Linked DNA regions of Homo sapiens: regions 1 and 2 are each linked to region 3. Evidence: chromatin loops called from intact Hi-C (ENCODE). Cell type or tissue: chondrocyte. All regions are shown on one strand. Each heading gives the region's core, and the rest is flanking DNA. Links, peaks and the distances in the headings are about the cores only.

Region 1 (10,918 bases), core at 2,439-7,438, 160 kb before region 3:
GTCTTCTTGAAATAAGATTTTTAATGATTTAGAGAAATATTTGCACATACACTAGCTTGGTGTTGATTCTCAATTTTTAATTTTTTTTTAATCCTTTCCCTGGCATTTTCATCGTTTCCTTTTTTTTTTTTTTTTTTTTTTGAGACAGAGTTTCACTCTTGTTGCCCAGGCTGGAGTGCAATGGTGGGATCTTGGCTCACTGCACCCTCCGCCTCCCAGGTTCAAGCTATTCTCCCACTTCAGCCTCCCAAGTAGCTGGGATTATAGGTGTGCACCACCATGCCTGGCTAATTTTGCATTTTTTTTTTTTTTTTAGTAGAGATGGGGTTTCACCATTTTGGTCAGGCTGGTCTTGAACTCCTGATCTCAAGTGATCCACCTGCCTCGGCCTCCCAACGTGCTGGGGTTATAGGCGTGAGCCACCACGCCAAGCCTATCCTTCCCCTTTTTCTGTTTTGTTATGGATGATGAATGTCTTAAAACTACTGAACTCCTTATACCTTGATATGGTTAGTGAGAGCTTCCTTGTGGGATGGTTCTGAATGATTTTCTCTAGAACCTCCATTTGAACATCTTCCTTTCCTCTGCTCACTGTACCAGTCTGGGGCTATCAAATCACATATGCTGATAAATGCTACACTATGACTGGTGAAGCCAGTGCTAAAAAGCAGCTTCTACATATGGCACTTCCAAATTGTGTTATTGCTAGCTTTTCCAGTGCTTTCTCTACTAGGGCATCCACTGCATGTCACCTGCTAAAATGCAAACCACATCTTTAATGAAAGTCTGTTTTATTGAATATATAAGTGACTATGAAATTTCAAAATGAAATTTGATGGCAATTTAATTTTATAATAAATCTATATCTATGTATCTCACCAAAGATAGCCTAAATCTTTAGTGAGGCCACACATTCATTTTTATGAAAATTCTTCACATGAGTTTAGAAATCTCCCAACTAAGAAAAGGACAAGTCAGATCTTAGTGTCCTGGGTGGCTTAGCATTTCATAACTGCCAGAGAACCATGAGGACCTTCCTGGGACTGACTCATGGGAGTTATCTGCAATGATTTTATGTTTCCCAATGGGTCATATTTTCATTGGAGATTATTTACTATGCCTGGAATCCTAATGCTTGGTGTCTCTAATGAGAAAAATAATACAAAAAAATTCAATATTCAGCCAACACAAATTTATATGATCTACAAAAGAAAGGAATGTTTTCAGATCCTGGGCTTGATTATTTTTGTTTTCGATGTGACAGATTTGCTGAACAAAGCTTACAAATCTCCCTTTTCCTCTCTGCTCGCTACTACCCCGACCCAGAAAACACACACACACCCCTTCCCAACCGGGGACCATCTGACCGTTCACACCCACATCAACTCTGGGTCGCCATGCTTTTCTGAGGGACATTGCCTTCACTGAGAGCTCCTTTATTCTCAGTATACCTTACATTCCCAGCCACAGTACTGAACTTCTCAATGCTTGCAATGTTCCCTTGGAGTATATCAGTTGAGCAGGCGGAAAAAAAATATCTGGAAGTTTATTATTTTTCCACCAATATATTTGACACCACCTTTGGAGAGGGAACAAAAGGCATACTGTCAAGCGGATAGACCTGGACAAAATGTTACTGTTTGTTCCTCACGAGCACAGAGGTATATTTAAGCAAAGAAAGGCATTCCACGGCTCTCCCGGGACTTCCTTCCTTCAGCTGAATTATACCAACATGTTCACACCACTGAGGGCCAGGCTGCTGGAATTTAAAACGCAGACCTCTATCTGCCAGTGCTTCGATCCCACGGCTACAAACATTCACATTAGGATTGAACCTGGCTTTCAAACATCATGAGATAAATGGGAGTTTACTGGGGGAAAACGTGTGCCCTCATGAAACTATAGTAGAAGATGCGGAAATAGGACTGTCCCTGTTCAGCAGATTCTATACTAATACAATAAAGCCTCAAAGTCACCAGAAGTCACCTGGCCTTGGGTTATGTTTCAAATCCAGGCTCACTGACATTCATGAAACCTTTGGCAACACAGGCCAAGTTTCGTGCAAGGCTGGGTAGAATACTTCTTTCATGTGGAAGCTGGGTGAAACTCGGTGGCTTTGGCTAGCTTTCACCTGAAGTTTCACATTCAAACAATCCAAAGTTTCAACGTAAAATTCAGGGGTGAAGAGAAACAGAAAGAAAAAAAAAACAAAACAAAACAGGGGGAAAATGGCTTGCCTGGGAATGGAATGATCACCTACCATTCTCCAAAAAGATTTCATCCTGGTGCCATTTAATTTTGCCGCTGGACTATCACCTCTAGCAATATATTTGCACTCAGCCCTGCAGACCAAGGCTTCCCAGTACTAAGGGAGAGTGAGTATTCTAGCTAGACGCACCCCATCCCCCCAACAAAGCCCAGGCTCAAAATAACGGGAGGATTTAAAATGGTAACCATACACATAAATGCGATGATTGACATGCTTCTTATAATGTAGATTTGAAGGGGAAAAGTGGCAATGAAATGCCCAGGTTTGGGAAACTTAAAGATTAGACTGAACATCTCTAGGTTTTTCTACTATAAATCCAAGTTCTGGAGATTCGATTGCATCTGCTCCTAATCCAGGGAGATCTCTGCCGTAGCTTTCTCCACAGCTCCGCCCCTTTGGAGATTTGTCCTGTGGCCACTTGCGTTTGTCCTTCTTAGCAAGGTGCAGAGGACGGGGCAGACTGCGTCAGCGCTGAGGAGCTAGCGTCCTTGACTGGGACTTAAACAGTCTCCTGACAGGATTAGGCTCATTCTACTCCTAACCTTCAACAGAACACGCAGGGACCGTTTGCCAGGGAACGTCAAACTCTGTATTTGGCTGAGGACTGTGAAAATACCTTGTGCTTGGGGTGGGAAAGAAGAAGGGAACAAATGTCACACACACCTGTGCTTTCTTCACAATGAAGAGAATATTCCAAAGCTGATTGAATGGCTAGTAAGTGCTACATTTTGCCCATTTTAGGAAATACATTTTTAAGAAATCCCTTATCCCTTACACAGCAGAAGTTTCACTCGTAAAACAGACTTCTGGCTACTAAGGTTTTTTTTTTTTTTCCAGTTTTCTTTTGATTCTAATTTTCTTTTTCTTTGTTATTTCTTCCCGTTTTTGTTACTCAGACGATCCTTATGTGGTTAAAATGCATGCTTTCCTTTGATATGTGCTCTGTGATACCAATAAACTTTTCTGAAAAAAAAGTATTTCTGAACTCCAAAGATTTCAGCATCCATGTTTTTAAAAAGCACCAGTTGGGCCCCAAGGCACACGGAGATTCTGAGGCAGCAGGGCAGCCAGCGCGGGGCTCTGTGCACTCTCATTTGCTGCTTGCTCTTACACATCTGCCAGACAGGGGCCATGAACTGTCCTGAAGTCTGTGTTGGGGAGAACTTTACCAGAGAACACTTTTCTTACAATTGGGGGTCCCTCTAGAAGTGAAATCTAAGACAGATCAGTGAGGAAAACTAAAGCTCCAATAAATTGTTTAAAGGAAATGCTATGAAAGCATTAAACCAAAAGGAAAAAAAAGGAGACTTTTTACTGAGCATAGTAAATAGCCACAATCAAAGTAAATGCTGTGTTTGAAGTTAAAGTCCACAGATCAAAGTACTTCGCAAAATGTCAAGTGCAAGCGTAACGAGGGGGAGAGGGGAGCCACAGAAACTGACCCGAAGTATCACATTGTCACGTTAGAGAAACCTGCCAGCAGATGTACCCAGCAAAAGACAGTCAGCTTAGTAAGGAATCCTCAACACTGTCCCCTAAAATGTGCTAGGAACATACAAAACAACAATAACAAAAACAAAACCCCCAGATTCCCCCAAATCAACCACTCTAATTCCACACGAGCAATGAACGAAACAGTGATGAAAGGAGAACATTATACAATACGGCTCGCTCATTGCCCTTAAAGAACAATTACTTATATATATTATCTTTACTCAGGTGGATGGTTGCATCTTTTTCCTCTTTTTTTTTTTTTAATGCCCCTGGAAAGTTAAAAATAAAGCAGTCTAAACAACAAAAATATGATGTCTGAAACATCCTCTCATTGCTCTGGCAATCAGGCTTAATTAGACCTCTGATCCATGGCTTAGTCATAGTCAAGCGTGTACTGCAGGTCACTATTATGAGAGCTTTAAGCAAAGTTTAAAACTTACAGCCACAAAAATGCCCAGATGCTCCTGCTGTATTCTGGAACACCGTGTTTACCTGAAAATTGTTCACAACTCCCCTTATTATTTTCACTATAAGTAAGTTATTTTAAAGACATTAGTTATGAACATACCAGAAAACAATTAAATAATTCCAGAATAAAAAATCTTACCTACAGGCAGCTGAGTTCAACAGTTGCTCTATACAGAGGAAGTAGGAGTCAGTGGCCTTTTACATGTAGAGATTGTTTATTTAGCCCTTTTTAAAAGGTCTTGAACTCCAGAGGTTTAAGATTAAGTCCAATCCAAGTGTCTGAAGGAAAAAAAGCAAGAGAGAGGCAAATGAGAGAGGGAAAGAATCCCAGCTGCTGGGTGGTGCTACTGTTCTGAGAGCATTTGAGCTATTTTCAGCATTAACAGCAGCCGGGGTTGTCTGCAAAGGGATGAAAATGCCTTGCCCAGATCGCCACCCCCCACTCCAGGGGGGAGAAAACACCAACCAGGAAACCCACAACGACTTGGTTCATTGTGCAAATATTCATTTAAATTTTGAGGAAAACTGCCAGCACCATTGAAAACAAAACAAACCCAAAGTTGACTGGAATCTTAAAGAAACACAGTGCTCCTCAAGTTTTCAAAATGAATTACCTGATTCACTGAAAACGAGATGTCCTACTTATGCTTTATTGAGAAGGAGGCTTTTCTTCTGATATTTCCTAGGGGGTCTTAAGAAATAGTTGAGAGCCCTCTGGTAGCAGTATCTGTTGTCAGTCTATTCTTAAGACTGAAGACAAATGATTTCTTAAAAGAGCCCGCACCTAAATTTCCAGTTTCATCAACTATGCTATTTTTGAAAGCTACTGGGTTAAGCGTTGACATCTCTTATCTATTGGCAGAGACTGGGGACCATTCAGTGACATGAGGCAGACAAACAGTGACCCCTGCTTCTGCCTCCACAGGCCAATGAAGAAATCATTCTGGTTGGGTCACTGGCAATGACTGACAAACTTTGAGCCTTCATTTTGTTTCTAGAAATAAAAATTAAGAAGTCGTATTCATTCATTCATTCAGCAAATATTTATTTGGTGAGCACTTCAGAGCTTACTATAAGCCAAGCACTCTGGGAATACAGTGGTGGGCAGAATGAAGTGTCCTTGCCTTCAGGGGTTTAGAGCACACAGATGCAGTGAGAATAAATAAAAACAGAATTTTTAAATATTTTCCAGACTTTTTCACATGATGAGACTATTCACATCATGGCAGCTGAAGACTGAGATCTCTTTCTATTGTGGATGAAGGAAGATACTGTGTGTCATCAGACCAACTTCAGGCTTCCATTGAGTCATTGTGCCTTTACACCACCACCAGGGAGGAAAATTACTTACTTTCTACCAAGGAAGCAGTTAAGTATGTTTATGAACGCTTTCATTCCAATAGATGAAATCCCTGGTTTTTTTCAACCCCCTACTCCCCATTACAAAAAGAATGCTTAAGTAGTCAGAAAGTACTGCTGAGAGGCTTTCCATCGGGAGATGAAAAGAGAGTCTTCAACCTGAATTCAGTATAAAAAACTGCCGGTGGCTCAGGCCCGTAATCCAGCACTTTGGGAGGCTGAGGCAGGTGGATCATGAGGTCAGGAGATCTAGACCATCCTGGCTAACATGGTGAAACCCCATCTCTAAAAAAAATGCAAAAAATTAGCAGGATGTCGTGGCACGCGCCTGTAGTCCCAGCTACTTGGGAGGCTGAGGCAGGAGAATCGCTTGAAGCCGGGAGGTGGAGGTTGCGGTGAGCTGAGATCGCACCAGTGCACTCCAGCCTGGGCAACAGAGTGAGACTCCATCTCAAAAAAAAAAAAAAAAAATGCCCTGATATATTTTATAATTAATGTGAGGGTTGGTTGCTAGATGCTTATATCAAATTCAAATTCAATTCTTTCTTTGCCATTAAAGAAAGACACTGAAATAGATTATGGAAAATACTGAGGATTATGCCATGTGAAAAAAAAGGGTTACATGACTACTACTTCAAGTACTATTTAAAAACAGTGAAATCCTTTGGCTCAATAGACCTTATATTAAAACTGTATTTCAAATTAAAAAATTATAAATTAACTTTGAAATCTCTAATCTGAATTTTATAAATAAGATCAACTTTGTTTTAAAAATGTATACCAGGCTTTAAAAAATGACTCTAGAATAAAGCATTTTTCTTTTCACTTATTTTAAATGGTTACATTTTACTATGTCTTAAATACCTGCCAATCTAACATGGGATATTTGTTTCTCTTGGCCTCAATGTGGAATGGTAATTCTACTGGTAATAATTGGAAGCCTAGCTGCAGACAGACACATTTTTTAATTGTTTTTTTCTTTTTCCTCCTTATAATAGTTTATACCAAAAAAGGGTATAATGCATTTAAATATTGGCTTTCCTTGAGAAGCTATGGCATTAAGGAAACAAAGATCAACATAACCCACTCTCGTATAAAACAGGGATAATAATGAGTTGTCATAGGGCTCATAGGAATAATGCACAGAAAATGCTTACCTGGGTAATGTCTGACACACAGCAAGCATTTGGTGAAAGTCAGTACCATCATCTCTGCTGTAAGTGTAAAGCTTTGCTCTCCAAATATGGTGGCTACATGTGGCTACTGAGCTCAATGCGGCTAGTCAGAACTGAGATGTCATATAAGTGTAAAATGCATGCTAGATTTTGAGGTCTTTATACAAAAAAAAAAGGTGAATGATGAGAAATTACTCAGTGGGTACGATGTTCATTATTCAGGTGATGGACACATTCATTAAATCCGTGACTTTACCACTATGCAGTCCATCCATGTAACAAAATTCTCCTTGTACCCCACAAATTTGTACAAATAAAAATAGATTAATGTTGTCTCTTCCTAAAACATGTAAACTATCATATCATTTTTATATTGACCACACGTTGAAAAAAGAATGTAAATTATGACATTAATTTTTATATTATGTGTTGAAATGACAGTATTTTGGACATAGTATGTTAAATAGGATATTTTGCTAAAATTAATTTCACTTGTTTCTTTTTTACTTTTTCAAATCTGACTGCTAGCTAATTTAAAATTACCTATGTGACTTGCATTCTATTTCTACTGGGCAGTGCCATGCAGGCCAACGGTTCTCAAAAGGTAGTGAGCATCAATGACCCAGAAGCTTCGTAAAAACAGATTGCTGGGTCCACCCCAGAGCGTCTGATTCAGTAGGTCTGGCGGGGCCTGAAATTCTGCATCCCTAACAAATTCCCGGGTGATTCTTGACCTCACTTTGAAAACCGCTGGTCTTGGGCCTTGCTTCTTAAAAAAGTAGTCCACGGACCAACATTAACGTCATCACTTAGGATCTTGTTAGAAACGCAAAACCTCAGGCCCCACCCAGACCTACTGAGCCAGCATGTGCATTTTCACAACATCCCCAGGCTGCGTGTAAACATGTTGAAACTTGAGAGAAATGATATGAAGTAGTGTCTGTCATCCCTGGGTGAATATAAGGTAAACTTTTACAAACACCAGTACCCCGGCCCCGCCCCTAGAGAGTCAGATTTAATGACTCTGGATGTGACTCGAGCATCTGCATACGTGAACAGCTGATTCCAGATTAAAGCAAGCACTGAGTCCCATCAGACTGGATGTGGAAAGGCCAGGATCTAGATCATTTGTACATCATTAAGGCATAGTTGACACAGATCAAACCATATTAGAGGGTATTTACATCCCAAAAGAGGATCTTGTTAACCCCAATAACTCTACAATTGTTAGAACTGGTGAGAAAGACCCATATTTTGGAGTAGAGAGGCCTTCTGTTATTCGCTCCACCTCTGTTCCGGCCTTAAATAAACGAGCACGCCAACTTTAAGAGTGTGTCTGAATAACCTCATTAGTTTGCCGAATGACTTCTCACATTTTCAGGCGGCACCTGAGCGTTGTGTGTTTCACAGAGCTTGGTAAAAATAAAATCCTCACTGTAAGAGAGAATCTGGGCTCACGCTGGTAACATTTAAAACTTCCAATTCTATATGCAAAGACCATCTGCAGCTTTGCTTCTCACTTTCTTGGTTGAACCTTTCAGAAAACTTTTAAAAGTGCATAATACTTAAGAGTAGAGTCTGGAGTCAGGGTGCCTGGGTTCGAATCCTCATCCTGCCACTTACGCGTGGCTGTGGCTGTAGGTCACTTACTTAGCCTCCCCATACCTCGGTTTCCTCCTCTGTAATGAGACCTTTTTTTATTGGGTTGTTGTGAGGGTGAAAATTGTTATTTGAAACAGCCATGGAAAAATCTGCTGCTTTGTAAATTTTATATGAATGTTGGTTAAATAATCAAAATATATTTGAAAAACTGTGCAGATTTCCATATGTGGCTAAATTTAGTAATTTTTAAAAGATACTGTGGTGATTTCCAAGGACTTTCATGGGCGTGAGTTTTTGAACACATATATTTAGAGGGTTTCTCTGAGTGTTGTTTTACATTTTTTTCCCAAGACAGCACAGAATTCTCAATTGATTCCTCATCGCTTCCTATTATTTGAGAGGATCCCAGTAGGAAGGAAGTAAATGTAGTTTTCCCATGAGTATTGTTTTCTAGAGAACATTCTTTACCCCTGCAGTCCTTTGAAGAGTGAGTTGTGCTATAGATGTTTAGAGACCTCCCTGGTCCCTGTCATTCTAGTGGCATTGTCTAGTATCCCAGGAGAACAATGTGTCATTCTCTTAGTCAAATATTTTAGTGCTTAGGGCGAGGCAGCAAGACCATCTGAAACACTGGCGTGAGTTTCAAAGACATATTGAAACAGCAGTCAGATTCTCCTATAGAAATCAGCTAATGCTGACTAAAAGAAGGGATGGGGATGAACAGGGAAGTGCTGAAGTCACGCACATTGTAAGCAAAATGAAGGCTAGACTAAGTAGAGTAACATTTTTTTTTTTTTTTTTTTTTTTTTGAGACGGAGTTTTGCTCTTGTTGCCCAGGCTGGAGTGCAATAGCACAATCTCGGCTCACCGCAACCTCTACCTCCCAGGTTCAAGTAATTCTCCTGCCTCAGCCTCCCGAATAGCTGGGATTACAGGCATGCATCACCACACCCGGTTAATTTTGTGTTTTTAGTAGAGATGGGGTTTTTCCATGTTGGTCAGGCTGGTCTCAAGCTCCTGACCTCAGGTGATCCACGCACCTCAGCCTCCCAAAGTGCTGGGATTACAGGCGTGAGCCACTGCACCTGGCCTGGAGTAACACCTTTTATGCTTGTCTGCTTCAACCACACTCAATGAAGTGAAGCATATGCAAGAAAAATAAGGATACCTGGTAGCTCTGGGCACGTAGCAAGCATCCGTCGGGTCATCTACAGGAACCTCACCCATGGTATGCCACCTGCTGAACAATGTAATGCATGCATCGGGCTGGAAACTAAAGCCCATACATTGAGTGACTTTAGACCAGTCATGCAAGCTCCCTACACTTGTGTCCTGAAAGGCAGATAGAGGCATGGGACTGCAACTGCCTTACTGACTCTTAAACCTATGCTTTCTCTTGGGCTTATCTGGATTACATTCGGCAGTCTGCCATGATTTACGCCTTTTTGCAGCACTGTTTGAAAGGAGTCAAATCATACGTCCAATGACTTCTACTGCCTGGTTATTGATGTTAAGTAAATACTTTTTAGTAGGCGATTTGTCATCACATGTGTCATTTTGCCATCTGGGTTGAGGTTTATCAAGTGAGGTGAAAATCTTAACAAAAGGTTAAAGGACCAGTATCATTGAAAGAGATTATATAGAAATAACTTCTTAAAACCTCTGTTAGAAGCTCAATTTTCTAGTTGAAACTTTGTTTCATTTATTTATTTTTATTTATTCATTTATTTTTGAGATGGAGTTTCACTCTGTCACCCAGGCTGGAGTGCAATGGGGTGATCTCGGCTCACTGCAACCTCCACCTCCTGGGTTCAAGCGATTCTCCTGCCTCAGCCTCCCAAGTAACTGGGATTACAGACATGCGCCACCACACCTGGCTAATTTTTGTATTTTTAGTAGAGACGGGTTTCACCATGTTGGTCAGGTTGGTCTCGAACTCCTAACCTCAGGTGATCCTCCTGCCTCAGCCTCCCAAAGTGCTGAAATTACAGGCATGAGCCACGGCGCCCAGCCTGAAACTTTGTTTTAAACTGGCTGCCTGAATTCTTTGTGTATTTAAAGAGCACCTCTGCTGTTTATGTAACCATGACTTAGCTTTTCTTGTTATTTCTATTCCATTTGAAATTGAGCATATGCAACAGTCGCTAAATCTGCTATGAAAATTGTGAAGCCTTCTCCATGTGGCCCACTGAAGGCCCTGCACGATCTGGTGTTCTGCAGCATTTCTGCCCAGATCTCCACCACCTTCCTCCCAGTGCCATTGCCTCCAGCCTCTCTAGCCTCCCTTCCATTGCCTCCCGCCTCTCCAGCCTCCCTTCCATTGCCTCCAGCCTCTCCAGCCTCCCTTCCATTGCCTCTGGCCCCTCCAGCCTCCCTTCCCTTGCCTCCGGCCCCTCCAGCCTCCCTTCCATTGCCTCCGGCCTCTCCAGCGTCCCTTCCATTGCCTCCGGCCTCTCCAGCCTCCCTTCCATTGCCTCCGGCCTCTCCAGCCTCCCTTCCATTCCTGGACTGTGCCTCATCCAGGGCCCTGGCTTGCCTGGCTCAATGTGAT
Region 2 (10,918 bases), core at 3,731-8,730, 280 kb before region 3:
CATTTCCACAGCAAATGAAAAGAGACAACATCTACACTTACAGTTTTGCTTGGATTCAACAGTCGGACTTCAACTTTTGAGCTAAATAAAGGAGGTGAGTTTGGTGGGCGTGGGAGCAGGGATGAAATTAAGGGAAACATCTTTGTGGGCCTGAAGCTATCAGTGGGGCGAGCCAAGACTTAAACCCAGAGGGCTTGCTGAGTTTGTTCTACTGATTTTCCCTCTATCAATTTGTCTTTGGAGATAGGAGCACAATCCCAAATAGTTAAAGGGCCTGAATGTGGTCTCCAGGGGTGCAGAACAGGAGGATCATGCGACCCCAGGCTGCCCAGAGGACCCCAAGTGAGGTTGCAGCTGCTGAAGGGGAGGGGAGCAGTGCCAGCCTCCGAGCCTGGTCTAAAGAAAGAAGAAAAAAAATAGTTGTGCACCTGTCCTGAGCCTGTGACTGGGCAGGGAGAGGAGCCCTGGGCAGAATCCCGAGGCAACACTCAGGAGAAAGTGATGAAGGGAAAAACATTTGTCAGGGGTCCCTCCTTCCAGCCTGCAGACCCCTGCACGAGATACCAAGGCTCGCCAATCCAAGTGGCAGTGCCTGGAACTGAAGCCATTCTATTGTGACCACTGGCAATTCTGAGTCAGAAAAGTGGCCCCGCCAAGGGGGATTTTTAAACTCTTTCAATGAATGGTTGCATTTTGGAGCAAAAGGCAGGGACAAGGTCACAGAATACTTTGTTTGACTTGTTTTTGGTGAAGTGTATCTGAAAGATCTTACACAATTGTAATCATTCTCTCTGCTGATAAAAGATCTTTATCTTATTTTGTACCCTGGGTTACAGTGTGTCCTTTCAGCCTATCCTTCACACTTTGGTTAAACATTCCTGAAGCTGAGAATAAACCAACAGTGGGAATGAATGAGATAAACCAGTATTAGTTCTCATTTCCATGAGAAAAGTCAATCCTTTTGTTATGCACGCTCTGAGAAAAGAAAAGAAATCCTCCTCCTAATATATGAACTGAAAACATGTGCTCAAACAGAAGGGGAAAAAAGGTGACCGTGTCGTTCTTCCAAACATTGCTGAGCATAAAATAGTCATTGCGAGCAAGGAAACCCATCCTACCTGCATTGTATGTATAAGGAGTATTATACATGTCTGTGTCATCATCTAGAAAATGAAACATAAATATTATGGTAATATAGATTGTCACCAAAGGACAACGAGACAGCAGAACTTCAGACAAACAACAGAAATTTGTTAGAAAAGCAACGTATTTTTCCTAGTTCATAATGCCATTTTCTTTCTTTTTTTCTTTTTTTTTAAGAGACAGGGTTTTACCCTGTCGTCCAGTCTGGAGTGCAGTGGTGATCATTGCTTACTGCAGCCTCCAAACCTCCAACCCCTGGGCTCAAATCATTCTCCCACATTAGCCTTCTGAGTAGCTGGGATTACAGGTGTGTGCCACCACAGGCCTCTGCAAACTGCCCTTTTTTATCTGTAACATATTCGTCTTGCTGCCCTCTTCGTAGCATGCAAAGTCAGGCCCTTGTCCTCGCTTCCCCAGAAACCTCTCTGCTCTGGATCGCAAATTTCCTTTACTAAGTGCTTTAGTGGTCTCCTGTCTACAGAGCAGGCTCAGGCAGACCCGCGCAGGCTCACTCTCCTGATGAGAGCAGACAGGGGTGGACAGAGGAACAATGTGTTTTTCACCCAGGCAACACACCAATTTAGACTGTGGACAGGGGAGGATGGAGGGCTGAGGCCAGAGTGCCTGGTTGTCCTCCATGGGGAGGCTTCTTGGCAGCTCAGGTGGGAGGCAGAGGCACAGGGATCTGTCACCGGAGGGGTGACAGAAGGAGAACAGGAGGCATGCTGAAAAGAAAGGGGACACGGAGTTTGCTGGGGTCTTGACATTGTGTGTGAATCAAACCGATGCAAAAGACGAATGTAGTCCCTTCAACCCACAAGGACCTCATCAGAAAGCAGAGCAGCAGACATACCCGGCTTGTGCACCATGTGAATTTGCTTAAACATCGTCTTGTACCAGTCCTTGGGCCGGTCGACTGTCTGTAATGAAGAGAGCGTCCAATGGTTACAAACTGGCTTCCAATCAACATCGCTTCTCAGTGTTTTCATTTCTCTATTTTATGTTCTTAATAACAGAGTCCCATTCTGTGATAAAATGTTCTGACTCTTTGCTATGGCTTCATGACAGTTTCAGCAATTTACTTAGTTATGTGTGCAGTTTGTAAACATATGGCCTTGTGTTTGAATTTAGGCTGAGTTGGAACATTAGATGCTATGGTTTTATTTTTTCAAGTTATAGCTGTACCCTGCACTAGAGAGTTGATATTTGCACAAATATATAAAGTTCACTTAATGTAAGTTATTGTTGTACTAATTTGTTTAACTCCTTTTGGTAGATAATGATCATTATCCTTAGATGCTTTTTATTGAATGTTCTGTAAGACAGTGTTTTCAGAATTAACTGGGGAATATTTTTGACTCAAATTGTATTCTGATCAGTGTGGCTCTAGAGAAATAAATTTGCTATTTACTAGTCTAAGCTACTAAAATACTGAATGTAGTAGGCATCCCAGAGTCCTACGGAAAATTTAAGAATGTAGATATTGCTTCAAAAATGCTAATATGATAACAGAGTGTATACAACATTTGCTCGGCTAAAATTGTAGGTTCCTTGAGAGTAGAAGTCCTTACGGATCCAGGCGTCGGACATGAGGGGAGCAGTAGGCTGTAGTGGAAAGATGAAATTAATGTAGAGTCTTGAACTAAGATTCAAATCTTGGTTCCTTAAATTGCTGCTTAATACACCCTAGCAATACGAATCTGGGCAAGTCATGTCACCTTCTTGAGCCTCAGTTTTCTCCTCTCTAAAGTGACATAATTATATCTAAATCATAGGATTGTTATGGAAATCGAATGAGACAATGTATACACAAGACCTAGAACAATGCCTAGAATATAACAACTACTCAATAAATAATAACACTAGGGAACTGCAAATATTTGTAGAATGAAATAATGAATGAACGTAGCCTATTGGATAGAGCTCTGCCTTTCTGGATACCTGTAAAAGTAGACACATGCTTTTATAATCGTACTCACAGATTTTGCTTGGCAAGATCTTACCCCAACTCTCTGAGAGCTACCTGGGCAACAGGCTTGATGATTCTGCTTATAGTAACTAAACACACCAGACGTTCCAAGACAGATCTCGATTTAAAAACTTCTGTTAGGACTGATACGAAAGCATTCTTATACTTACTAGACTGAGCTTTGGGTTAGATTTTATTGCCTGATCTTTTTTTCCCCAGAAATGTGGTCACTGCATTTTTCCTCTGGACATTAAGGGTTTTGTGCTATATCTAAATTTATTTTGACCTCTGAGAATATATTATTCTGAAAAATCACCCCAAATACAGGTTAACATGAAGGGCCACTTGACTTCGTTATGAGTCAGCTCTTCATTCTCGGCTCTTTCTCCATGGAAGAGTTGAGGTTATTGATTGACTATTCAGTCAAAGGACGGGACATGGTGGAAGGGATTGCAGTGGTGAAGCAAAGGTCTATTATTTGCTGGTTCAAAGTTGCTAAACATGTATCTTTCAAGAAAGTTTATTTTTATAAAGGACTGATTTCTCTTTCATTAAACCTCATTTCTTTTACTGTACCAAAGCAACAGAAAATACAACATAGTGTTGTGCAAAAATGTTTTCCTGGACGTGCTGATGGCAACAAGGAAGCCTACTAAGTAAGTCCTATCACTGTATATGGCAATACATGTTGACAGACAGGTTTTTTTTTCTTCACTTGCTGGAGGGCCTATATCAGGTAGGATCTCACAGTGATGCCATCTGCTAGCTTTATATGGTGAGCACAAAGATGCCAGAAAATGCCCTGCTGGCAAAGGGAAATATGAAGCTGGAAAAATAAAATACGAAAACTCTATGTCCCTTTCTAAAAGAAGTACTCTAAGCATTTAAAGTTCCTTTTGTAAATGCCATCATGGAGATCGCTATGCCTAAGGCTGAGAATAAGAAAATAGTCTACTCAAATTTCAGGAAGTTTACTTTTGTACGTAAAATCATTTTGCATGAAAAATAGCTACTAGCAATTCACTATGCCGTTTTTTCTACAACCTTGACTAAATAGACCTGAATTTTTACATTCCTACAGTTTTCAAAACATCAGAACTCTACACTGATTTAACACGCAGAGATTTCAAAAAAGATAAAAAAGGACATATTTTCTACATAGCAGTATACAGTGACTCTGTTCTATTTTTTTCTCCTTTTCAGTTTTGAAAATACTCAAACAAGTGTTATATTGGAAGTAGAAGAAAAGAATCTTGTATTTCACTTAACTAGCTGGCCTTAATGACACAATCTCATGGGAGCTGAGCCCTGGCGATTTTTGTTGTTTTGAAGAACAGCACTGAAAGGTTCACATAGATGTCCCAGGTCACATGAGAGAGGGCAATCTGGAGAGCTGATTCCCTGCATTAAAATAGCTCAAAAGTACTGTTTGTTGACTCTTGGCTTTCTAGAGTTTCTGGATGACTTTACAAAATTCTGTTTCCTCGGCATAGGCTGGCTGTCTAAAACGATACTGCAGCATGGTACATTGTGACAGTACCGCCTTTGGCAAATACACTGAATCTGATCATCATTACTTTCTACACATGAGAAAGAAAAACAACCTTGGAGAGTCTTGGCCTGCTGTGGCTCAGAGACAGCCTGACTTGACATTTATAACCACAGCTATACATGGGGATGTACTCTGGAGGGCTGTATAGTCAGTGTAAGAGGAGAGTCCTCATAGACCTGGACCTTCTTTGTCAAGTTTTAAAGGTCCAAGTAAGACAACAATTGTGCATAAAAATTACAGTTCCTTATAAGGAACTTCTGCATTGGTTATATTGTGTTTTCTATTTTATAGAAGGGAAACTGGCATTAAATGTTTAGTGTGTTTGCTTATGCATACCCAAACGTGCTTTTGATTTGGCAGTTGATAAACATTTTAAAAATTTTAAGATGATTTAATTTTCATCAACCATCTCTAGCATCTCAGTTTTTCCTTTTGAAACTAACCAGGCAAAGTCTGGTTAGTTAAGGAAATTATGTCTTATAAAGGAAGAAAACATGGACCAGGCTTGCATGTCCATTATATATCATTTATTGACCTAAAAACATACCCAGATATCTTTGATAAAATCCTCTCAGACAGAATCTATAACTACATAGAATCAGGGCTTTCTTAATTTTGTCTATACTATGCCTCAAGTGCCAGTTACACAAAACCAATGACACCATTTCTGTCTGACTGTCTATCCCTATATAATTAGAAGAAAGTTTCAAATTTAACCATTTTGAGTCAGAAATCTTAGAAGGGAAATGAACAAGAAAACATCATCACCAGAAACATGTAATCATCATAAAATGAAGAATATTGGTCATAATCCCTGAACTTTTCTTTGGCACATAAATATGGCAATCGTCAGTTTCAAGACAGATTGTTAGAATGTCATATCACATTCAACGTTTCCTCAATCTAAAGAGTCTAAAACCCCAGTAACTGCTGTACAGATTTACTTTTTGGCTTTCAATTGTAATATAGATGCTGAGAATAATCCATTTTAAACTCTTCTGTCTGTATATAAAACACATAATCCCCATATAAGAATGTAAAGTCAAGGAGAGAAGAAAATCCCCACACTTTATCGTTAGTTCTTTTTGACTGTTTCCAATCTTACCACGGCTTTTTTTTTTTTTTTCCTGCTCTCTTTCCCATTCTTTGCCTCTATCCCTTATTGTCTTGGCTGCCCAGGTCTGCATTCCAGGGGAGCAGCTCTTGGCCACACCCCAGCTTTACATGGGTCTTGCTGCAAAGTATATGCAGCTGCAGTCCCTCCCCGCATGGCCCCCAACTTCACCTGCAAAGGTGTTGTTGCTTTCATCCTGTCCCCGGCTTCCTTCTCCCGGCTGGCACAAGCCTTCTCTTCCAGTGGACTTGGTCAGCCAGCTGCTGCCTGCCCAGGCTCTCAGAAGCTGCCTCTGCTACTGCTGCGTTTTGCCGGAAGGGGCTGCCCAGATACACTGAGCAATGCTTTGGCAGAGTTTTAAAACTTAAAAAAAAATCCAAACACTTTCACTTATCATCCCAGGAGAGCTCTCAGCAGGCACGGCTGAAGAGGGACATTAAAATGTGTATTTTTCTTCAGACAGCTTTTCCTTTCCATGACATTAACTCTCTTCACTCCAATCATCTCACCTCCCAACTCCCAAATCACAGCTTCCAATCTCCCGGTGTTAACACACATCTATTTCAAAAAACGAACACATCACTGCTTTATTCGCAATGCATGTGGGAATTCAATGCAGCCAAAGAATTTCCATTGTCTTGTTCCTTCTCTTTTCTCTCTATTGCCCTAAGCCTCCTTGGTAAAAGGTAAAAGAAAAACAAACAAACAAACAAACTAAACCACACAACACAGTTTTACCATTTAACAAAATCGCAATGTTCATGATGTTTCATTCAAATGGAAAAACAGATTGTGTAATTCTCTCCCATCAACAGCTTTCTTTCTCTGCCACACACAGCATAACATTCATGAGAAGTCGGATGGCACGGAGGGCAATCCTCCTTATATAAGACCCTAGGAATGCACAAAGCCGTGGACAATCCGTCCTTTGTGGAGTCTGTGCACAGCCCCAGACAGACGCACACGCTGGCATTTCCTACCGTTCTAATTGCTGTGGGGATTCCGGATTCATCCACGGGCCCGATCCCTGGGTAATGCGGGGCTTTGATGACTGTCACTCTCTTCTCTTCCTCTGAGGATCGGTACAGGGGGATAGAGCTGCTGGTGGTGCCATCCAGAGACTGCGCATGCTGGGGATATGTGTCTGTGGAATCTGCACAGAAAATTTGGTAACATGGAACGTATTCGTTGCACAGGGAATCATAAATTCATGTGTCTTGTTGTATATTTATGCCAACTGTAACACAGAGACCATATTGCCATCACTGTCCCTTTTAACTCATTTACTTTCCATCTGAGCTGGTGGAAACTGTGTAGGTGTGCGGGGAACAGACCTATACCAACAAGGGCCTCACCATTTTATGAAGAAGGCTGAGGGAAGAATGGCATTTGTTAAATGACTGTGTGGAGGCCTCTGAGTTAGGAAGTGCTCTAAATGCATTATCTCTTCTTATCCTTCCAGTAATCTTTGAGGGAGGGCAGGATAGGGGGAGCAAGAACCAGTGTTATAGATAAGGGGCAGGAGCTGAGACAAGTTCAGTAATTTCCCTCAGGTCATCATTTACATCAATATTATTCTTGTGATACTGCTACTACTATTATTTATAGGTTTTGAAATGTATTTCCAGACAAAGACATGACTGTTGAGTCAGTAACAGTGATTTCATAAAAATGAAGCAAAACCAAAAATCACTTAAAAAAATCTTCACATCCAAGCCTTTGGACATGAAAGCTTCTGAATAAATAAATGCTGTAAAATTATTAGTACGATTTCCTATGTGCATTTTTACCTTAAAATATCAAAAACTATGACTTTTTACTCTTTGATGACAAAAACTGCCCTAAGGATATAATTTAGATGAGGCTTATCGAGTTCTTCATGTTTTTTAGTAACTTCTAGAATACTTTCAGAAGCAACAGAGTACAGACATGCAGTATATAGTCCATTTACTTCTAATACACAGGAATTTTAAAAAAATCATCATTATTACCGTTCCTCTGGTATGATTAATAATATGCCTTTATATTTTTCTGCAATTAATTTGAAAATGTTGGTGACAAAGAATGACACTTTGTATATACTCTTTATATCATGGTTTGTCAGGACTGCCACTCAGAAAGTCCTTTAAGGTGGAAATGAAAAAAATTCTCATGTTTCAGGGTGGGACTCATTGATATCATTATGTGTATATGATATATATCATGTATAAATGTATTTTTCATGAAAAATTTGTATAAAATAAGTAAGCTTTTTTTTTTTTTTTTTGAGATGGAGTCTCGCTCTGTCACCCAGCTGGAGTGCAGTGGTGTGGTCTCAACCTCAGCCTCCTGGGTTCAAGCGATTCTCCTGCCTCAGCCTCCAGAGTAGCTGGGACTACAGGTGCGTGCCACCATGCCTGTACAAAAAATTTTTGTACAAAATACAAACAATTTTTTGTATTTTTAGTAGAGACGGGGTTTCACCATGCTAGCTAGGATGGTCCTGATCTCCTGACCTCATGATCCGCCCGCCTCGGCCTCCCAAAGTGCTGGGATTACAGGCGTGAGCCACCGTGGCCGGCCATAAGGAAGCTTTTTAAGAAATTTTAACTCATCAATATAAGGGTAATTAAAATTCAGATCTCTCTGAGGTAAAATCCATTGTAACATTTGTAACTGCTATTACTATGATTATGACTATTTTCAATTTAGTTTGCATCAGAAAGTCATTTTTAATACATTTTTTGATGAAGAATGGATAAGGCTAGTTATAAAACTGCTTTATGTGCAGTTTATGTGCTGGATGGTGACATAAAATGTCCCTGAATAAACGAACAGCATCATAGCCTTTCAACACTGAATCAGTGCTGGGGAAGGAGGTGTGCTGGCTGCTGTCAAAGAAGACATGGTGGTTGAAGTCCCGGGTTGTAGTTTCTTTCCCCCTGCTACTGGCCCCTTGAATGTGAAAATAACATTCAAGCTAGTCCTTATTTTTACTTCTTTATTTTTTTTGAGACGGAGTCTTGCTCAGTCACCCAGGCTGGAGTGCAGTGGCGCGATCTCGGCTCACTGCAAGCTCCACCTCCTGGGTTCACGCCGTTCTCCTGCCTCAGCCTCCCGAGTAGCTGGGACTACAGGTGCCCGCCATCACGCCCAGCTAATTTTTTTTTTTGTATTTTTAGTAGAGACGGGGTTTCACCATGTTGGCCAGACTGGCCTCGATCTCCTGACCTCGTGATCCACCCGCCTCGGCCTTCCAAAGTGCTGGGATTACAGGCGTGAGCCACCGCGCCCGGCTAAGCTAGTCCTTATTAAGACACGGTGAGATATTTGACACTAATTGACTTTCTATTTAATTCCAAAAAGGACTTGAGTGGGCCTCCATGATACTAGTATTTTTATTAGCGACGAATGTTTTTTGAACACCAGCATGTGCAAAGTCCTACTCTAAGCAAGGAGAATCAACTCTGCCTTCACATCTGATCCATTACATTCTATGAACCCATACCTTATGCAATATAAGTTAACCCTTTATTTTATTATTCTCATATATGGTCCACTAGCTGTCATCTTAGCAATCTTTTGTCCTAAACTAAGTGTAAAATTCATCTAGGGCAAGGTAGATGTACATATTCCTCCGAAACCTTATCACAGCACTGGCCAGCTGGAATTTGTTCAGTGTTTACATTGGGAATTTCTTCCCATGCAGAATATTTTATATGTAAAATCTACTTATCAATATATTCTAAAATCAAAGCCTATCTACATTCAAGTATTTTTGTTGTTGTTGTTGGGTGGGGATAGGGACAAAACTGCATTCACTAAGACAGGCAATGAGACAGAGTCAGGCTTTGTTAATAATTATTTGGGAAAAAGCTGTGGCTAGAATAATTTGTCGAGTTTTACTTTATATGTGTGTAAATGCATAGTTCCATTTTAAACAATCTAGATATAATGGACTTCCATTATAACACCACACTATGGGCTGATTGTTAAAGGGCAAAATTTCGGCATAAACCAGTTTTACTTTCTTAACTCTAAAAGGACATCATTGTAGGATTCACAGATGATCCTCAGGCATAGCATCAGCGAAGGCACAGATATATTTAGACTTTAATAAGTCCCGCGGCTACCTTTAAAGTTTTATAGTTATAGAGCTTTGGTTGACCTCAGAAGCTGAGTTCCACCATGCACATGCTGGATGGTGACATAAAACATCCCTGAATAAACGAACAGCATCATAGCCTCTCAATACTGAATCAGTGCTGGGGAAGGAGGTGCACTGTCTGTGTCAAAGAAGACATGGTGGTTCAAGTCCTGGGTTTTAGTTTCTTTCCCCCTGTTGCTGGCCCCTGTGGCCAGAGGACCAGGCCTCTCCTTTTCTGGGAGGTGCAGGATGGTGCTGCTGTCCTGAGAATTCCCCTCTGCTCCCTGCTGTCCTAGAAGCTTCCTAGTGAGTCGACATCATGGAAACTTGTACAGCCTGAATTCCTATGATAGTTCAATTTCGTATTTTTTTTGATATTTTAGGTTTTTAAGTTACATTTTTACAAACTAAGAAATATTTATGGGCCGGGCACGGTGGCTCATGCCTGTAATCCCAGCACTTAGGGAGGTCGAGGCAGGTGGATCACCTGAGGTCAGGAGTTCGAGACCAACCTGGCCAACATGGTGAAACCCCCTGTCTGTACTAAAAATACAAAATTAGCTGGGTGCGGTGGCGGGCACCTGTAATCCCAGCTACTCAGGAGGCTGAGGCAGGAGCATCACTGGAACCCAGGAGGCAGAGGTTGCAGTGAGCCGAGATCGCCCCATTGCACTCCAGCCTGGGCGACAGAGTGAGACTCCATCTTGAAAAAAAAAAAAAAAGTATTTATCACATTATTTTCTGAACTATCTGAACATACTTGACCATGTAAGAGCATTTCTATCACTGTACAGCAAAGCTTCTTTCACAGGAGGCCACAAAAAGTCCATGAGCCCCAGGAAATTATCTGCTTACAATTTTTTATGAACGTCCGTATGTCCATTTGTTTTCTGGAGGAGAGCTCTATCTTTCACTGAATTCCTAGTCCTCAGAGGGTTGAGAACGATTGCTCTATACAATGACAGAACCTTCATTTAAGGGAACACTTAAGTTTCTCTTGTGTGGCTTCCTGCT
Region 3 (10,918 bases), core at 2,868-7,867:
TTATGAGTGAGGACATGTGGTATTTGGTTTTCTGTTCCTGTGTTAGTTTGCTGAGAGAGCACTCAGTTCTTAACCAAAGGCTCCTAATTAAGTATTAGTCAAAATTCCATTACATCTTAATTTGAAAACTACATATATTTAGTTACAAAATAAAAGCCCAATTACTTCAATTACCTATATTGATGAAATAAAGTTAAGTTTATATGTCATTTCTACTATTCTTTCCTTAAGTGGTTTAATTTGTCAAATATGTCATCTTTTCCCAAAAATGAATCTTGATTAATTTTGACAGTTTTTCTTTTCAAAGCCCTTATAGGTACTGTTGTTATATGGTGAACACTCAAGGGATACACAAGTCCTATCATTTTCATCACCAACACGGACTTCTGATTTGTTTTATTTGATATGTCACCTTGTTGATTTAACATAAATTGTTTTATTTTCTTAATTTCTGAAAAATACTCATATTGCTGGTTTGTTTTCACTGAAGGCCTCCTGTCCATTTTTTCCCTTCTGCTTTATCAAAAAGGACTGAGGTCTCAAATGACCCATGAGAATATTTAAGTCACTTATAGAGGGCAAGAAGAAGCATAGAAAAAAAAATATTTCTGGCTGGGGGCAGTGGCTCACACCTGTAATTTCATCACTTTGGGGGACCAAAGTGGAAGGATTCCTTGAGCCAAGGAGTTCAATACCAGCCTGGGCAACATAGAGAGATCCTGTCTCTATAAAAAATAAAAATTATTTGGGAGTGGTGGTATGTGCCTGTGGTCCCAGCTCATTGGGAGGCTGAGGCGGGAGGATCACTTGAGCCCAGGAGTCTGAGGCTGCAGTGAGCTATGACCCTGTTGTTGCACTCCAGCCTGAGTGGCAGAGCAAGACCCCATCTCAAAAAGAAAAAAAGAAAACATATTTCTTCTTTGTCTAACTCCCTGAACAAAGAGAAAAACTACTTTATAGACAGGTCTTGAGCACTGCGGGAGAGTCAGGCACGTGGGGCCCCAGTATCTCATGGATTTCATGTATAAGAAGCTTCTTCTTCTTTTTTTTGAGACGGAGTTTTGCTCTGTTGCCCAGGCTGGAGTGCAGTGGCGCGATCTTGGCTCACTGCAAGCTCTGCCTCCTGGGTTCATGCCATTCTCCTGCCTCATCCTCCCGAGTAGCTGGGACTACAGGCGCCTGCCACCACGCCTGGCTAATTATTTTGTATTTTTAGTAGAGACGGGGTTTCACCGTGTTAGCCAGGATGGTCTTGATCTCCTGACCTCGTGATCCGCCCACCTCGGCCTCCTAAAGTGCTGGGATTCCAGGCGTGAGCCACCGCGCCTGGCCAAGAAGGTTCTTCTTTCCAGCTTTCTTCAGGGATCATGCAGGTATCTTCAAAGTCTAAGATGCTAGGAAGTCATGGGCACTGTGTTGAAATAGAGGGCGTATGCCTTACATAAACACATCCAAACTCTTATGGTAACAAACTGTGCTGGCCAAAGGAAAAACTACTGTCATTCAGGCCACGAGTTTGCAACTCCTGGTTTATCACAATTATAGTGATATTCCTTTAAACTAAACATTTGGATGTAATCTTTTTCCACCTATAGAAAGAGAAATCACCCTTATAACAGTGGTTTTAAAACTTTAGTTTACACAAGAATCCTATGACGAGCTTGTTACCACTGTGGGTTCCTGGGCAGCACCTCACAAGATTTCTGGGTCTGCAAGTCTGGGATAAACATCTCTGAGACAGGTGACCCAGGCTTCCACAAGCGCTGAAGGAATTTGGATTCATTCCAACCAGTTAACACTCAGAGGGTGTCAATCCAGTTCTGAGAAACTTCAAGAAATCAACCTCACATGATGTAGAAAGATTCAATCTGTAAATCATCATAGCTCTTCTTTCCAAAGTCTTTTATAATTGAGTTTAAAGCAGAGTACAAGCAAATATCTCATTTGTATGATCCATCAAAGGTCAATTGTTTTCATTATGATAGCAAAGAGGTTTTATTTGTTGTTTTTTGTTGGGTTTTTTTTTTTTTTTTGAGACAGAGTCTCACTCTGTTGCTAGACTGGAGTGCAGTGGTGCAATCTCGACTCACTGACTCACTGGAACCTCCGCCTCCCGGGTTCAAGAGATTCTCCTGCCTCAGCCTCCCGAATAGCTGGGACTACAGGCATGCACCACCACGCCCAGCTGATTTTTGTATTTTTAGTAGAGTTGGGGTTTCACCATGTTGGCCAGGATGGTCTCGATCTCTTGACCTCGTGATCCACCTGCCTTGGCCCCTCAAAGTGCTGGGATTACAGGCATGAGCCACTGTGCCTGGCCGCAAAGAGATTTTTAAAAGCCTGATTTTGGGCGTGTGTGACACTATGGGTTGAATCTCATATTCTGCTATTGACGGGGATGAACTTGGGCAGTTTATTTCACTCTCAAGCCTCAGCTCAGCCATGGATAAAATGGAGATAAGAAAAGAAATGACTGCACGATGTGGTTGTGAGGAGTCAATGAGGCAATGTACAGAAAGCACTTACCATGCATGGCACACACGAGGGCAGAACAAATGTGTGTTATCTTTGTCACTACTTTTCTACAAGAATCAGAACAGGATGCTAACAACATATGAAACTGATAATTCTGCACTTGTTTTCAGGGATATTTTAAATGGTCACCTCCTCATCCCCCAAACATAACAAGAAAACCCCATAGAATTACAGTTTTTATTACTTTATGTTAGTGAATAAAACTTGTATCTCTATTATAACACTAGGATAGAGGTTTTTTTGTTTTGTTTTGTTTTGTTTTGTTTGAGATGGAGTCTCACTGTCTCCCAGGCTGGAGTGCAGTGGTGCGATCTCGGCTCACTGCAAGCTCCACCACCCGGGTTCACGCTATTCTCCTGCCTCAGCCTCCCGAGTAGCTGGGACTACAGGCGACCGCCACCACCACGCCCGGCTAATTTTTTGTATTTTTTAGTACAGACAGGGTTTCACCGTGTTAGCCAGGATGGTCTCGATCTCCTGACCTCGTGATCCGCCTGCCTCGGCCTCCCAAAGTGCTGGGATTACAGGTGTGAGCCACTGCTCCCGGCCCTGGATAGAGTTTTAAACTGGGGGATTTTGAATCCTTTCAGCTCTCTCTGTTTTGATAAGATATTTCTCCTTATCACTATCTTATGTTATTCTGAAGGTGTAACTCATGAAATATGATCTGTCCCCTCCTCCAATGCTATCCACTTGTTTCCAAGCAATGAAAAATCATAGTTTCTATATTCTTCTTATAAAATAAAAAGAAGCAGAATTCTGTGATGGAAAAAGTAATAATGACTTGTATACGAATTCTGTGGATTTTTACTTCTCCCTTAATTAATGCATCAATGCTACATATTTTTATAAAACACTAAGTCCCTGTGAAATGTATGTGCCTCTAAAAACTCAATGCATTGATATACCTACCCTATTGAAATGGATAATTTCATTAATAGTAAGTTAGAGAATGCTGATTAAATGAAGAAAACACATGAATATATTTAAAGTGATGATATCTTCACTTTTTATGGTATAATTATAAGTATATGAACAATTCTACACAGAATTACATACATTATGATCACATTAGATAATTTATCATTATGATTCATCATTTTTATGCTAAACAGAGAAGGAAAAAGGAAGCAAGACAATAAGGAGGGTATGGGGGAAAATGAGAAGGAAGAGGAGAATCCATCTACTAGCAAATGTTTATTGACCAACTACTATATACTCATGATTTCAGGAGCCAAGGAGAAAAGTTTTACCTTGGAAAAGCTTATGGTCTAATTATAATAACTCTTTTACTGCTAGAGAAAAAAATATTCATGACACTTGTTAAGGACACACAGATTTTATGAGGGGGGACACCACAAGGAGGTTTGTAGTTGGGAAGAGTGACTGAGCTCAACTCCAACTACAAGGACGAGCGGAGACTGATGGCCAAGAAGCAGGCTGCGGGTGAGCAGATGGAAAATTACTAAGTGGGAACATCAAGGCCGGGGGTTATTACTAGGCTGACTCAAAAATAATCTTGTTGAAGGCAGGCCAGGGTGATAAGATACCAAGGCTAGGGGATGAGGCATTTGATCAGGTACCAAGGGGGATCAGACCCCAAGTGCAGGGGACTTTCATTAAACTGACGCAGCAGGATTCTTGCTGAAATTAGACTAAATGGGCCAAGGACAGACCAGAGTGAGGTTAGGGAGAGAGTCACTGTCAATACAAAAAATAAAGAAAAGAAAGAAAGAAAAAGACAGGAGAGGCAGAGACAGACAGACACACACACATGCACACATGCAGAAAGAGAAGAAAGATAACAAGGACATGTAAGTAAATGGTCTAGCCTCTAAGTTTACAGGAGTTAAGAGAAAGTGAGTAAAAGTGTGTGGAAAAGAATTCTTATATGAGATTGCCCTAGAGTACATCTTAAGGGAAGAACCTGTCTCTCTCTCTCTCTCTCTCTCTCTATATATATATATATAGATAGATATAGATATAGATACAGATATATATTTAGTGTGTGTGTTTATTATATATTTATTTATATATGTGTGTGTTTATTATATACACATAATAAACACACACCTTGGTAAACCACTTGGAGGAAGGGGCCCCAAGATCATGAGGAAATGAGCTGACTCAGAAGCAGCTGAACAGCAATGCTTGCGGGATTAGGAGGCATTTGTCAGAGGGGCAGCTACGAAGGGGGCAGTGGAGGGAAAAAAGGATGGATCCCCTGATATACTGAAGAAATCTTGCAAAGGACAGTGGAGGGTAGAGAGTAGGGTGTTAAGTCAACTTTTAATAACCACACACGGTTTTGACATGTCCACTGCTGCTTGTCTGCAAGCAGAAGTGGCGTGATTCGATGATAGTCTTACTTCTGGATGGCAAGGATGATTTTTTGGCCAGACAATACTGTTATCATTAACAACAACAAAATCCCCACACATTAAGTACTGGGTTGGCTGAAAACAGACCTATACCAAATCAACACCTCACCATTAAGGAGCTAAGCCTACCGCACGGCATTTTCTCTTTAGCCAGAGCCAAGATTTTATGAGAAAATATGAAGAGAACAGAGAGTTGCCGGAATGCAATGTCACTGCATTGCAGGGCTGTATTTGTTGGCAAGCATCTGAGACCAGCCTCTGCAAACTGCTGTAGGCAGGGCCTGGCCTAAAGCGGATGAGCCCCCCTGGGGCTCGGTTGCCCTGGCCACACCATGATCCTTCTCTATGACTTACCCTCTGAAGAAAACACAGCTTTTCCTAGCAGCTAAAAAACAGTTTCTCTAGACTTTTATCTTCCATGATAAATGCAGATGTTTAAGGGTCATTTTGTAAATTATCCTTCTACAATGTTTTCAGTTCTCAATAATCAACTACTTGATACTCACGAGAAAAGCAGAATTCTTCTTAAGCCTTCTGATTCAAAATGCTTCTCCTAAAAATGTCTTCCTCTGCTAATAAAGTGTTTCACATCATTACAACACGGAGAAAACATGTAGATCCCAGGCAGTCCAGGCTATGATGAATATCTCCAGCTTTTCAGAAAGACAAAGTTGATTCCACATCACTGTGACTCCTAATGACCAGTTGTCTCAAGGGAGGTCTGAGTCACAGTCCCAGCAGTGTCTCCAAAGGCAGTACGGTGCTCATGGATAATTACAGTTTCATATGTTGGTAAAAACACAATCCACCCAGTGATCTCATGTCTACTCGAACGTTACAGCAGTTCTAGAGTATCGCTGTAGAATCATCGTGAACTGTGGTATTTTGCAGTAACCATTAAAGTACAACAGTGTTTGAATCATCTGTGGGTCTATTCGTCTGCTTGGGCTGTGATAACAAAGTACCACAGACAGGATGGCTTAAACATCCTGTGAGAAATGCATCCTGTGAGAAATGCATTATCTCACAGTTCTGAAGGCTGGAAGCCTGAGATCAAGGTTATAGCAGACTGGTTCCTTCTGAGGCTGTGCGGGAGAGTCTGTTGCTTGCCTTTCCCCTTGCTGGCCGTCTTTGGCTTCCTTGGCTTGTAGACGCATCACCTGGATCTCTGCCTTCATCTTTGCACGGTATTCCCCTTGCGCGTGTGTCCATGTCCAAACTTCCCCTTTTTATAAACAAGGACACCACTTATATTGGATCAAATGCCCACCCCACTCCAAAATGACCTAATCTTACCTAATCTGTTAATTTACCAGCCACTCATTTCCCAAAAAAAGTCACATACGTAGGTACTGGAGGTTAAGACTTCAGAATATGAATTGGAAAGGAAACAGAATTTAGCCAATATCAGTGGCATTTCAGTGAAAGTAGGCCACCTGATATGAAGACCCTTCTTGAAAAGATTACAGAGCTTAGGAACATAAGTTGACCTCCAACTGGCTTTAAAGTCTCTCTATAGATGGCCTGCTAAGCTGCACACTTTCCAGAGACTGTGGTTTTGTTCTCAATCAAAAGTCTTTCCTTCAAAGCATTTTTCCCCATAGGAAAAAATAAAATCTTTAGGGAAGACACATCCGTCAACTTTTCCCAGTAGGTTTCATTTAAAGTCCCTCTCTGGTTGGCACTTTTGCTGACTGATTTCTCTTTTAACCCTCATGTCTTTTCCCGCATGCCATTGTTGGATAATATAGCAATTCGAACACTGTTTGAATAACAATCTAGAGGACAAGAGCCTTTCCTGCTTTCATTCATTTATTCATTCCACAGATGATTTTCAGAACCGCTCTTCATGGCGTGACCTCTGTAAGCCCTTCAGGATAAAACATGAATAAGGCACTGTCCCTGCCACGCAAAGGCTTGCACTCACCAGTGAAACAGAATGAAGACACCCTTCTAGAATAAAGGCATCCAATTTGCTTTTGTTTAGAAAACTCTCACCCTTCCACAAAGCAATATGAGATTTTACATATTAAAGAACAAAAAAATTTTGGTCAATCACGGTGGCTCACACCTGTAATCCCAGCACTTTGGGAGGCCGAGACAGGTGGATCACCTGAGGTCAGGAGTTCGACACCAGCCTGGCCAACATGAGGAAACCCCAGCTCTACTAAAAATACAAAAAACAACAACAACAACAACAACAAATTAGCCAGACATGGTGGCGGGCCCCTGTAATTCCAGCTACGTGGGAGGTTGAGGCAAGAGAATCGCTTGAACCCGGGAGGCGGAGGCTGCAGTGAGCTGAGGTTGCACCACTGGACTCCAGCCTGGGCAACAGTGAGACTCCATCTCAAAAAAAAAAAAAAAATGAGAGAGAAATCAAGGCAGTTGCTGACATTCAACTCTAATCAGATACTCAAGACGGGGTCTGTCTTTCTAAACACTGTTCTGTGGCCCCCTCTGTGCATCCCTAGACTGCTCAAGGAGAAGATGCTTGATCATGGCTCTTCGGGATAGTTTGTTACTGAGTCAGGTCGCTTCTCCATAATTTGCACTTTAGGTGTTTTGGATAGTACCTTCTATGTATGAAATATGTTCTGCCTTTCTGTTCCAAGTCAAATCATTACAGATATCAAAATCAGCCAACAATCAAGGCTAATGTAGCTCTTTCCCCAGTTCTTAAGAAAAATCCAAAGAAACACAGTTTGTACCCACAAACCAATAGGCAATGTATCAGTTAGTAAAACCCGATCCAAATTCAATAACTGAGAAGTTTTTCTGGTCCTTAAGGCACAAGGGGTTCAATCCCAAGTATCTACTATTTCCACAAGCTTCTGTCCCACCATAAAGGGGCTGAGTCTCAGCTATCAATACCACATTTTAAATTTATTATTTTATGCTTAAATATCACTTATCTGTAACAAGAAACTCAAAACTAAGCCATGGGAGATAACACGTTTAAGAGACTCCTTGACTTTTGCATCAGTTTTCTCTGCCCCCATAAGCTTGTTGAGATATAAAGCAAGATAATGGCAAACACAAAAATGTCTCTCACTATGTCCCAGCACTATTCCAAGTGCTATAGCAATATTAAGACATTAGATCATTAGAACAAACTCCACCAAAAGGCCAACATTTTACCATGAGTAGCCATTGTTAGTACCCAAGAACTAGTTCTTTAGACATACCAACTTTAACTAGGGTATTGATAGGGCTAATTATCACCAATTTGAAGCTGTCCAGTTAAAACCTAGAACGGTGGGCTGTTTTTGAGATATGTATATGGGTGGAAAACATGATTTACTCTCCACAGAGACACCAATAATCAATCAGAGCCGTAGTTGGTAACACAGAGCATCATGGGAGAATGTGGAAAAGAGACACAGGCTGCCTTTGAAAATTAAGTGGGAGAGTAGTGAACAGGTATGTTTTCTTTTTCTTTGTGACATGGTCTCACTGTCACCCAGGCTGGAGTGCATTGGTATGATCTCGGCTCACTGCAGCCTCTTTCTCCCAGGCTCAAGTGATTCTCCTGCCTCAGCCTCCTGAGTAGTTGGGATTACAGGTGTGCACCACCATGCCTGGCTAAGTTTTGTGTTTTTTGTAAAGATGAGGTTTCACCATGTTGCATGTTGGACAGGCTGGTCCTGAACTCCTGAGCTCAAGTGATTAGCCCGACTCGGCCTCCCAAACTACTGAGATGACAGGCGTGAGCCATTGCACCTGGCCAACGGTAAGTTTTCAATGAGGAGACACGTGCTATTCAAACTTAGTCCCATATTTAGTTGTGCGAAGAGAAGTAAATATAAAGCCTTCACAAGAAAAGCACCAAGGCACATGGTTTATCCTGGCTCTGGTTGGCTCCAGTTTCACCCACCCTCCATCCCTGCAACAAATATTTATTGATGGCCAACTGAGAGTGGGCAGTATCCTCAGTTCCAAAACTACAAAGGCTGAATGCAGTTGCACATAGGCAATGGGTACTGAAACCATCAATTACACAAAGTTATAAAGTACGTATGGGAACTCACAAACAGGATATTTAGGAGAAGGAGGTGGTGGGAAGCTTTCAAGACAGAGAATTGAATGTTCATAAGTGTGACATATTCAGAAATTAATTTTTAAAGTAAATTTCCTCAAATCTAATCTAAATTTTAATTCTGAATTCTTCAAGCTGACCCTTGCCACCATTGATAATAGTGTGATAACCATAAATCCCATATTTCTGATCATTCCCAGTTTTGAGTATTCTGTCTCTTTGTCAAGTCACATGTCCCAATTTTAGGGCTAGAAAACATGGTCATCACGTTGATTAGAAATGCAATTTACAGAAGATTTCCCTTTCCGTCTGCTTCTAAGACTATGCAAGAGTCTCCTTTCACCTCCCACACTCAGCTTCTGCTCTCACTACCAACAGCACAGCATGCACGGCACGGCACAGCATGGCACGGGCTGTCAGTTTCACTGAAGGTGGAAATTCCTCAAGAATGCCTAATTAGAATGTTTTAAAAAATAAATTCAGCTTCTTAGACAGTAAGAGGACTACCTTCTAAAAGATTACATAGCACAGTTATTTTAATTCCAAATGTAATTGAAATTCCACTCAGAATTGTCTTCTTGAATGACAAGTCATTCTATTTCAACAATGACATTGACTGATTTTAATTATGACATGGTTTCCTGTCAGCCTGGTGCTTGAACCCGATTTTAAGGAAAACTCATTCATCTCGTGCTTCTGCCAGTGAGTGAGTGAGTGAGTGAGTGAGTGAGTGCTTCACGAGAACTGGAGGAGCATGTTTCCTACGCTTTGAGAAATACATGTGACCTTTTGAAAAGTATATCAAGTTCTGCATTGTACTAGCAGTCTCACCGTGGGTGAGGCAATTTCTTGAAACTTCTGTTTATTTACTCTTACAGTGAGATAGGTTCAATTTTTCTTAACAGAGCTATTGTTAGGGTGAAATGAAGTAGCTGCTTAGCCATGTATCTGAATCCAAGATTTTTGCTCTTTATTGACACCATAATGCCTCAATCTTAAGGTTGATGGGCACTAAAGTGCTTAACTTCAGAAGTGGAGAACTCCATATTTCCTGAGCCCAGGAACAAATGCACTAAATCCTTCGTCAAAAAGTACCTCTAGGTCTGTCCTCCTGCCCCAAAGTGATGAAAGATGCATTTAGCAGGGCTCTACATCCTTGGTTCAGTCCTCCTACAGGCTCCTGATTCGAAAGCTCACCAAGTGATGCCTCATTAAAACCACTTTATTTTAGCTGGAAGTGGAGGGGAGGGGGAAATGAGGAATGAGGAAGCAATGAACACAGAATGATGTGAAGAGGGATGCTGCCTCAGCAGGGACCGGCATCCAGCCCCACAGGTGCTGTGCTGTGGAGTCGGCTCCAGCATCTACTCCTTTCTGTGCTATGTAAGTGGAGAATTACACATCTCTTCAGAGTTGGAATATCTTCTCCTCTCTGCCCCTTCAAACTCAGTGTCATCTTTGGAAATAGCAGCTCACACCACTACTGCTGTTCAGAGACTGTCAGTGGCTGCCTGCCTCCTAGGTTTTAGAGAAATCATTCTTTTTTTTTTTTTTTTTTTGAGATGGGGTCTTGCTCTGTCACCCAGGCTGGAGTGCAGTGGCATGATCTCGGCCCACTGCAACCCCCACCTCCCGGTTCAAGTGATTCTCCTGTGAGTAGCTGGGATTACAGGCACCTGCCACCATGTCCAGCTAATTTTTGTATTTTTTGTAGCGATGAGGCTTCACCAGGTTGGCCAGGCTAGTCTCGAACTTCGGACCTCAGGTCATCCACCCGCCTCGGCCTCCCAAAGTGCTGAGATTACAGGCGTGAGCCACCACGCCTGACCAAGAAATTATTCTTAACATTTTGTAGTTCAGATATTCTTTTGATAATCTAGGGGAACCTAGGATCCTCTCACCCAGAAAAATGTAGACACATACACACACACACACACACACACACACACACACACACACACAC

Evidence for each region. Hi-C counts contacts between places; a loop is a spot of excess contacts. Peaks named below come from ENCODE experiments on the same cell type or tissue, not always from the same donor. Only the 100,000 strongest peaks of a DNase experiment are listed, where the experiment ranks them.
Region 1: a loop joins it to region 3, with 2.2 times the contacts of the local background. A loop is called at or near these places in 2 of 110 quality-filtered maps.
Region 2: a loop joins it to region 3, with 2.3 times the contacts of the local background. A loop is called at or near these places in 2 of 110 quality-filtered maps.

The regions. Positions count from the first base shown.
Region 1 is chr4:185,770,857-185,781,774 of GRCh38, forward strand. SORBS2 (sorbin and SH3 domain containing 2) reads right to left here. Exons shown (of 27, transcript NM_001395207.1): 2 at 4,371-4,510. Among named protein-coding and RNA genes, the nearest start is that of SORBS2, 36 kb to the right of the region's middle. RefSeq lists a silencer at 4,459-4,753. In chondrocyte, for the core only: CTCF peaks have their summits at 2,727, 4,611 and 4,810; no DNase peak of the experiment used is centred there.
Region 2 is chr4:185,650,666-185,661,583 of GRCh38, forward strand. It overlaps SORBS2 (sorbin and SH3 domain containing 2), which reads right to left. Exons shown (of 27, transcript NM_001395207.1): 9 at 6,759-6,931; 10 at 1,997-2,063; 11 at 1,119-1,163. Among named protein-coding and RNA genes, the nearest start is that of SORBS2-AS1, 68 kb to the left of the region's middle. RefSeq lists a silencer at 670-964. In chondrocyte, for the core only: CTCF peaks have their summits at 6,108 and 6,308; a DNase peak (open chromatin) is centred at 6,037.
Region 3 is chr4:185,927,514-185,938,431 of GRCh38, forward strand. It overlaps a transcript of SORBS2 not described here. Among named protein-coding and RNA genes, the nearest start is that of SORBS2, 120 kb to the left of the region's middle. In chondrocyte, for the core only: no CTCF peak of the experiment used is centred there; a DNase peak (open chromatin) is centred at 5,194.